Linked DNA regions of Homo sapiens: region 2 is linked to region 1. A link is a contact called in ENCODE Hi-C data. All regions are on one chromosome and are shown on one strand. The core of a region is the stretch at or near the end of the contact, and the rest is flanking DNA. Distances in the headings are between cores, read along the strand shown. Region 1 holds the start of ADAMTS14 (ADAM metallopeptidase with thrombospondin type 1 motif 14). Region 2 holds the start of NODAL (nodal growth differentiation factor).

Region 1 (3,808 bases), core at 924-3,423:
CCATGCTCCCTGCAGAGGCTGCTGCTGGGCCAGACACCACGTGGGAGAGGAAGCGTCCCCGAAAGTCTGTGCTGCAGGGCACTGTCACACCATAGTCACTGAGCTTTCCAGAGAGGTGCAGCTCTGTTGGAGGTAAACAAAGAGTCACTTCAATGCAGTCGGTTCAGAGGTAAGGGGAAGTCAGAAATCCCACGCGGGCAGGGAGGGATAGGAACTCTCAGTGTCACCCTTAGGTGGGCCCCTTAGCCTGAGTTCACCCATTTTCCATCCATTGCTTCCTGAGCTCCAGGATTCCTACACTTGGATGAAGGGTGTTCGGGTACCTTGTGGCACTCCCTGTAGCCCCCAGGTCCTTTTTAAACTTAGCAGAAGAAAGCAAATGATACCAGACAGAGCCCGGTCACTAGCAACAAGACTTCCGACCTTGGGCTCTGCCCAGAAAAGGACTAAAATTCCCCAAAAGCCAACAGGGCAAATAAAGGGAAGGGCAGATCTGCCCAAACTCCCCAGTGTGCTGAAGTCACCAGCCCAGGCTGGGGTAGTGCCCTCCTCCCCAAACTTCCAAGAACGCAGCTGGCAAAACAAACACACCTAGAAACCCAGGGGACCATGGGCACGTGTCAAGGAGAAGGTGGGGCTGCAGAGGGGAGCGGTTCTCTATTTTTCCAAGGTTAGAAAGAAAACTTTTTACAGGAGGACAGTGGCCGCTGAGATCTCTGTATGGCCGAGCCCCAAGCTGGATAAATATAGATCTTCAAAAATAAAAGGATATACAGGGGGTGACCTGCCCACTTGGGCTGAATTAACTGTGAGGTCATGGCCCCATGCTCCAGGCCACATGCCAGCAGGCCCATCCTCACGCAGCTCTCCTTGAGCCCAGCCAGGCTGGGCAGGAATGACAGCTCCCTGGCTTCCAGGCCTGGTGATTCATGAATGCGAGTTTGGGAGGAATTTTCATTTCCACACAGCTCTACCTCTCGTCTCCCCAGTTCACGTCACTGATGAAACATAGAAAGTGGTGTTTCCTGAAAATCCCCCATGCCCACAGCTCTAGTTTCATCCCCATTATAGCAGAGGACCCCTAAGACTGCTGCAAGAGGGGACCCACTCTGGCACATGAACAAGGCTCACAAACAAGGAGGGACCCTGCCTGGAAATGACCGGTGACTCCTCCCCATGTTCAGAGCCACCAGGAGGGTACCCCATGCTGCAGGGCGGGAGTGGAGTGTATCTGGTCTGTATGCAAGAGACCTGTGTCCACAGCGTTTGACAGTGCTACGTTGGGGGCAGTGGAAGGATGTGTGTTTCTGTGCAGGAGCGTGAGTGCCCCGCATGCTCTGCTGTAGGAGGCAATCACCTGTTAGCCTTATGCTGGGTATGTAACAGCCACACACAGACACACACACACACACACCCCTTGCACCCATGCTCACACAAGTTGGAGACAGAAAAGACATTGAAAGAGAAAGACACACAGGACAGAGAAACAGATTGGGGAAGAGGGGAAAGAAGAAACACAGAGAGACAAAGAGACAGATGCGCTGCTCCCGAGAAGAGACTCGATGCTCCCAAATTCTCTCCTGGGGTCTCTGTCTACTTCTAGTACCAGAAAGGGAGAGAAATCACGGGACAGTGCCGTGGCACAGTGGAAGAAAAGACAGCAAATCAGCCCAGAGTGTGCATACTGCCTCCCACCCGCGGGAACCCTGCCCGGGTGGCTGGGGCAACCTTGGGCCACCCTGACCGCGTGCACCCCGGACCCCACGGGCCCCCGCGCGCCCAACCCGCACGCACCTGGGGTCCGGCTGCCCGCGGCGGCGCAGAGCGCACAGTGCAAAGGCAGCAGGTAGGACAGCAGCGCGCGGAGTGGAGCCATGTGGCCGCGCTGGGACGCGGGCTGGGCAAGCGCCCGATCCCCAAGTCCCAGGCTGAGGGCGGCGAGGCTAGGGTGCGCCCCGGGCTGTCGGAGCACCGGCTGGCTGCCGCCGCTGCCGCCTCAGCCGCCTCCCCGCCTAGCTGCTTCCCTCCCGCCTGCTCCGGGTCCCCTGCGCGGCGCCGCCGCCTGGACCGCTGGCTCCGGGCGCGCGAGGCTGCCGGCTGGAGAGCGGGGCCACTGACGCGCCAGCGCACCCGGTGCCAACTGCCGGCTGGTCGGTCAGCCCGCCCGCGCAGTGACGCTCCGGGACTCCGCGGGAGCCGGGCGACGGGGCGGCGGGACGGGCCGGGGGTGGGCACACTGGGCGGGGCGGGGCCGGGCGCGGGTCGGAGCTGGGGCGCCGGGCGCCCGGGGGCGGGGCGCGCGGCTGGGGAGTGCAGCTGCCTGCGGCCGGGGATCGGAAGTGCCACGCGGAGACAGAGCAGGGGTTCCTGGCGCACGGACCGATTGTCCCCTCAGACGCCTGGGATCCCCGGAGTGGTGGCCCAAAGCCGCTTTCTATGGCTGCTCCGCCCCCTTTCTTGGCCGCAGGGCCTGCTCTCTGTTTCTGTTCCAGAGCCAGGAGCCCAAGGGGTGTCCGGCTGCATTTGGGAGTGTGGTGGACAGTGAACCTCCCGGTAGAGGGAGACTCCCTCTTTCTTTCACTATGGTCTTGATGCCCTCACTAACCATCGACCCCTTGGATCTACCCATTTTCCAGACTCCAGCCCAGGGTGCACGACTGACCTGTGTCCTAGCCAAGAGCAGGGCTGAGCCGGTGAGGAGAGAGCCCTGGCTTCAGAGTCAGACAGCCCTGATTGAAATCCTAGCTCTGAGCCTCAGTTGTCTTATCTGTGAAATGGGTGTTAACTACAGCACATAATAGATGCTCAATAAGTGATAACTGCCCTCCACTTCCATCCCTGACACCAGTAGCAACTGTGGCATCCCAAGGTGGAAAGAACCAAGAGTCTGAGAGATGAGCACTTGATGCTAGTCTTGCAATGGTGTTGAGACCAGGTCAGGAGTCAGTACAAACAACCCAACAGAAGATCCATGCTCTTGCTTTACTCTGTAAATATGTAACTAATAACTTGCAAATAAACTATATTTCAAGCAATCCAGGGGTGGGAGTTGTGGAAAGGAGATTTTTTTGTAATAACCATGGAATAAAGAATCTTGGAAATGATGCCAAGGTTTTGGAGGACCAGTGCATTTAAGAAGCAGGTTCAGAAAGCTAAAGTATATTATATTCCAAGCATTCCAAGCTACATCAGAGCATCCAGTTATTTGGAAATGCCACAACCAAATTGATCTATATTAAATTCAGGAAGAATAGAGTTCCTCTTTCTCCTCTTTCTGGTCTTTTAAGATGTGTGTTGGCTGCGTGCAGTGGCTCACGCCTATAGTCCCAACACTTTGGGAGGCTGAGGCGGAAGGGTTGCTTTAGCCTGAGAGGCTGAAGCTGCAGTGAGCTGAGCTTCAGCTCACACCACTGTACCCAGCCTGGGTGACAGAGCAATACCCTGTCTCAAAAAAAAAAAAAAATGATGTGCAAAGTCAAGGTCCAGACAGGATTCTGTGTGTGAGGGATGACAGAGCAAGAAAGTTAGAGGGTGTGTGTGTGTGTGTGTGTGTGTGTGTGTGTGTGTGTGAGAGAGAGAGAGAGAGAGAGAGGAAAGAGAGAGAGAGATAGGAAAGAGAGAGAGAGAAAGAGAGAGAGAGAGAAAGAGAGAGAGAGAGAGAAGGCTGGGAGATGACCAGGCTGGAGCTTCACAGCTCTGGCCCTCTGCAAACCCAAGCCCACCAAATGATCTCTGGATAAAATGGCTTCCCTTCTCAGGGTCTCAGTTTTCCAAGCTGCAGAGTGGGAACCCTGCGGGACAGAAGGAA
Region 2 (3,808 bases), core at 468-2,967, 230 kb after region 1:
TACTTAACACAGATTTTTTGGGTTCCAACGATGATGATGGTATATACTGTGTGACAGCAGGATGAACAAGACATTTCCAGCTTTAGGAAACTAACAGACTGTCCAGGGCTCATGTGGTGGACAGCCCAGGTCTCCTGAATCTTAGATGAGGCCTCCAGCTATGTGGGACAGCCTCCTCCCCTAAGACAGAGGACAAAGGCTTGGAGCTCCTAGTTGAGCCTGCTGGGCCTTTCTCCATTTTCTAACAACCTGCTCAGGTCGCAGCCTATGGTTCTTTTGTTGTTGTTGTTGTTGTTGTTGTTTTGTTTTTTGAGACAGGGACTCACTCGGTTGCCCAGACTGGAGTGCAGTGGCCCGATCTTGGCTTATTGCAACCTTTGCCTCCCAGGCTCAAGCAATCCTCCCACTTCAGCCTCCAGAGGAGCTGGGACTACAGGCGCACACCACAAAAATGCCTGGCTCATTTTTGTATTTTTGGGTAGAGACAGGGTTTCACCATGTTGACCAGGCTGGTCTTGAACTCCTGAGCTCAGGTATCTGCCAGCCTCATCCTCCCTAAGTGCTGAAATTACAGGTGTGAGCCACCGTGCCTGGCCAGCAGCCTATGGTTCTTTTGAGCTAGAGGCATCCTGTGAAAGAAGTCAGGTGTATAGAGCACTTAGCACTATGCCTGGCGCTTAGTAAGTGTTCAGTAAGTGTTGGCCAGCAGCTAAGTGCTTGTCAAGGCTAGGTAGGTGGGGGGAGCTAAGAAGAGAAAGAGCCCTCAGGTGTAAAGGAAAACGGATGGGGCCAGACACTGGGGCAGGGATTTACATTTCTTTAAAAGTCATTCCAGCCCTGATTTGACTTTGCACCTGGAAGGGAGGAGGCCAGACAAGATCACTCTTGTGCAAATAAGGAAAGCTGAGCCCAGAGATCAAAGTGAGTGGCCCTGAGCCGACACCCAGGTCTTCTGTGGCCCTGCCACACCAGGCAGGGATTGGGGGATGTGGGCAACAAGGGTAACACCTTTCCTCCTGAAATCACTGGGGTGATGTCTGCCTGTCGGGGAAGAGCCTGATGAACCAGGATCACCCCGTTGGCTCCATCTGGCTCCAGCTTCTGCTGAACACTCCCTTTTCAGGTGGAGAAGTCATCGTCCTGGTCCCTCCTGCCTTCTGTCTTCCCCAGGAAAGCACTTCAGTATTTGGTAGGGCCAGGGGTGCTCCCCGAGGCCATCTAGACAGTGGCCAGGGAGGCTGCGCCGGCCAGATTGTGTCAAAGTCTGCCTGAGAGCCACGAGGATCCCTCGGCATTCTCTTCCTGCTTCTTGAGGAGCCTGCGGTCCATTTGCAGCCTGAGTGGAGAGGATGGGGCAGGGATCCCAGGTGAGGTCGAGTAAGGAAGTCGCAGTTCTGACCTGGGAATCTGCCGGGACAAGCCTGCTCTGTCTCAGCATCAAGGCGTTTGGTACCTAGAGGAGCAGGGTGCCAGGGTGTCCAGACCGGGCAAACCAGGAGCCCTAGATCCCGTCCCTGGAACTAGGTCCTCCGCCAGCTTTGCGGGCCTCCTCCGCACCAGGCTCAGGTCTCGCCCATCCCCAGCAGGAGGTCTCTCTGCCCCCCACCCTCCGGAGGGGGGTTATATGATCTTAAAGCTTCCCCAGAGGGAGGAAAGGTGGGGGCGGGGCGGCTGCTGAGGCCCAGGATATAAGGGCTGGAGGTGCTGCTTTCAGGCCTGGCCAGCCCACCATGCACGCCCACTGCCTGCCCTTCCTTCTGCACGCCTGGTGGGCCCTACTCCAGGCGGGTGCTGCGACGGTGGCCACTGCGCTCCTGCGTACGCGGGGGCAGCCCTCGTCGCCATCCCCTCTGGCGTACATGCTGAGCCTCTACCGCGACCCGCTGCCGAGGGCAGACATCATCCGCAGCCTACAGGCAGAAGGTAGGCAGTGCCGCGTGCCGCGCCCTGCTGGGCACCCCCGGGGCGCCTCCGCCGCGTCCAGCCAGCGGACTCGGGAAGTGCTGTGGGTTGGGGGCTGCGGCTCCGAGCCGGGTTTGCAGCCGCCCGGGCGTCCCGAGCCCAGGGCCTAGCTCTGCGGGTGTCTCCGCGTCAGCAGGCTCGGGGTGCAGCGTTGGTGGCTGGGGGCGTATCCACGGCCGAGTCGGGAAGGGATTCTAGCGTTCAGGGTGTGTCCTCGACGGGGACCATTGTCTCTGGGTTTTGGTTTGGGATTGCGCGGAGCGCAGCGCGGAAGGGTGGGAGCTTCTAATCTCCAGTCTTGTGAAGTTGCTTATCCCGGAGCCTGGGTCTGCGCATCTGTAGGATAGGTGTAATAAATAACACCTCGCCTATCAGACTGTGGAAAGCGCGAGATGACAATGCGCGCGAAACGCTCAGCGCAGTACCCGGCACAGCCACAGTCAACGGTCGTTGGTATTACTGTAATGGTTTGGTCTTGGCGATTTTTTTTTCTTTCTGCGAGTGAGGGTGAATGGGTCCCGGGGTGTGACGTCGGGAGTATCGGCAGCTGAGCTGGTAACATCGGGGATTCGGGCTCACGGCCCGGAGATCAGGGATGGGCTGTCCCGAAGTCGCGAACTGTGGCAGCCTTGGGTCCTCCAGCCGCGCCGGGGAAGTGTCAAGTGTCTCGCTTAACCCCGGGTTCGGGGCCATGATTTGCAGGGGAGTGGGTGTCAAGGACGGCAGGGATCTGAGGGTATCGCCCTCGAGGACCTGGCAGCGCGTTCTGGGCACCCAGCGCGGCGAGCAGGTGGGTGCTGCGGAGAGGGAGCCCCTTCCGCGCCTCAATCCACATTCTGCCGCCTGGGCAGCCGCGGCCGCCCACGCCTCCCTCCGCCTGCGGGGGCCAGACGGCCCTCCCTGGGGCCGGGGCGCAATCCACAAACGCTAATCTGATCCGACCTGCCGCCTGCCCGCCCCTTGTGACCTGGTGCCGGGGGCCCTTCGCTCCCGCGCCTGGGGTCAGACAGCCGGTGACCCTCTCCGGAAGGGTCATCTGGGGACCAGCCAGACCAGGGGACACCCTCGGGGGCGGGGCAATGAGAAATTTGCTGGAGTGCTCGGCCCCTCAACCGAAAAGCGGCCGGGGATGGGAGGGGGCAAAGAAGGGAGGGAGCGCTTTTCCAGTTCACTCCCTTCTGGAAAGTTCGAGATGTGTGCGGTGATGGACAGGCATCTGGAAACTGGGTTCTAGGCCTCAAATCCTGCTTCCTGATTCCCTGTTGTCCCTGGCGCGTCTTGGTTTATCTGCCTTCCCTTCTGTAAATTAGGAGACTGCTCTCTTTCAGCTAAACACTGTTTTTTTGTTTGTTTGTTTTTTCTTTGAAACAGAGTCTCCCTCTGTTGCCCAGGCTGGAGTGCAGTGACACGATTTCGGCTCACTGCAACCTCCGCCTCCCAGGTTCAAGGAATTCTCCTGCCTCAGCCTCCCGAGTAACTGAGACTACAGGCGCGCGCCACTGCGCCCAGCTATTTTTTAATATTTTTAGTAGACACAGAGTTTCACCATATTGGCCAGGCTGGTCTCGCCTGGTCTCGTGGTCCGCCTGCCTCGGCCTCCCAAGGTGTTGGGATTACAGGCGTGAGCCACTGTGACCGGCCTAAACACTGTTTTTTAGTGTACAGCGGCATGTGGCACAGTTACGTTGTGAATTGGCCTCATTTTCTAAGAGCAGTGGGAAGAGCCCGCCTGGAGGGAGACTGGAGGAGAAGGGATGTCCTGGCCCCACTCCTTCCATCTTGGGTTTATTTAGAATAAGCTGCACCGCAGTTGCATGAAAGGGATGTTGGAGTCCAATTGGGTTTA

Evidence for each region. A loop is a pair of places that touch in the nucleus more often than their neighbours do.
Region 2: a loop to region 1 is called in a map of heart left ventricle, with 2.2 times the contacts of the local background. The contact joins the promoter of NODAL here to the promoter of ADAMTS14 in region 1. A Hi-C loop is called at or near these places in 1 of 168 maps with a recorded cell type or tissue (heart left ventricle).

What each region holds. Positions count from the first base shown.
Region 1 is chr10:70,670,871-70,674,678 of GRCh38, reverse strand. It overlaps ADAMTS14 (ADAM metallopeptidase with thrombospondin type 1 motif 14), which reads right to left and starts at 2,173. Exons shown (of 22, transcript NM_080722.4): 1 at 1,795-2,173; 2 at 1-123. The coding sequence starts at 1,876. RefSeq lists a silencer at 3,292-3,586.
Region 2 is chr10:70,439,590-70,443,397 of GRCh38, reverse strand. It overlaps NODAL (nodal growth differentiation factor), which reads left to right and starts at 1,717. Exons shown (of 3, transcript NM_018055.5): 1 at 1,717-1,923. The coding sequence starts at 1,731. RefSeq lists enhancers at 731-1,025, 424-1,033, 1,644-2,253, 2,254-2,861, 2,862-3,471.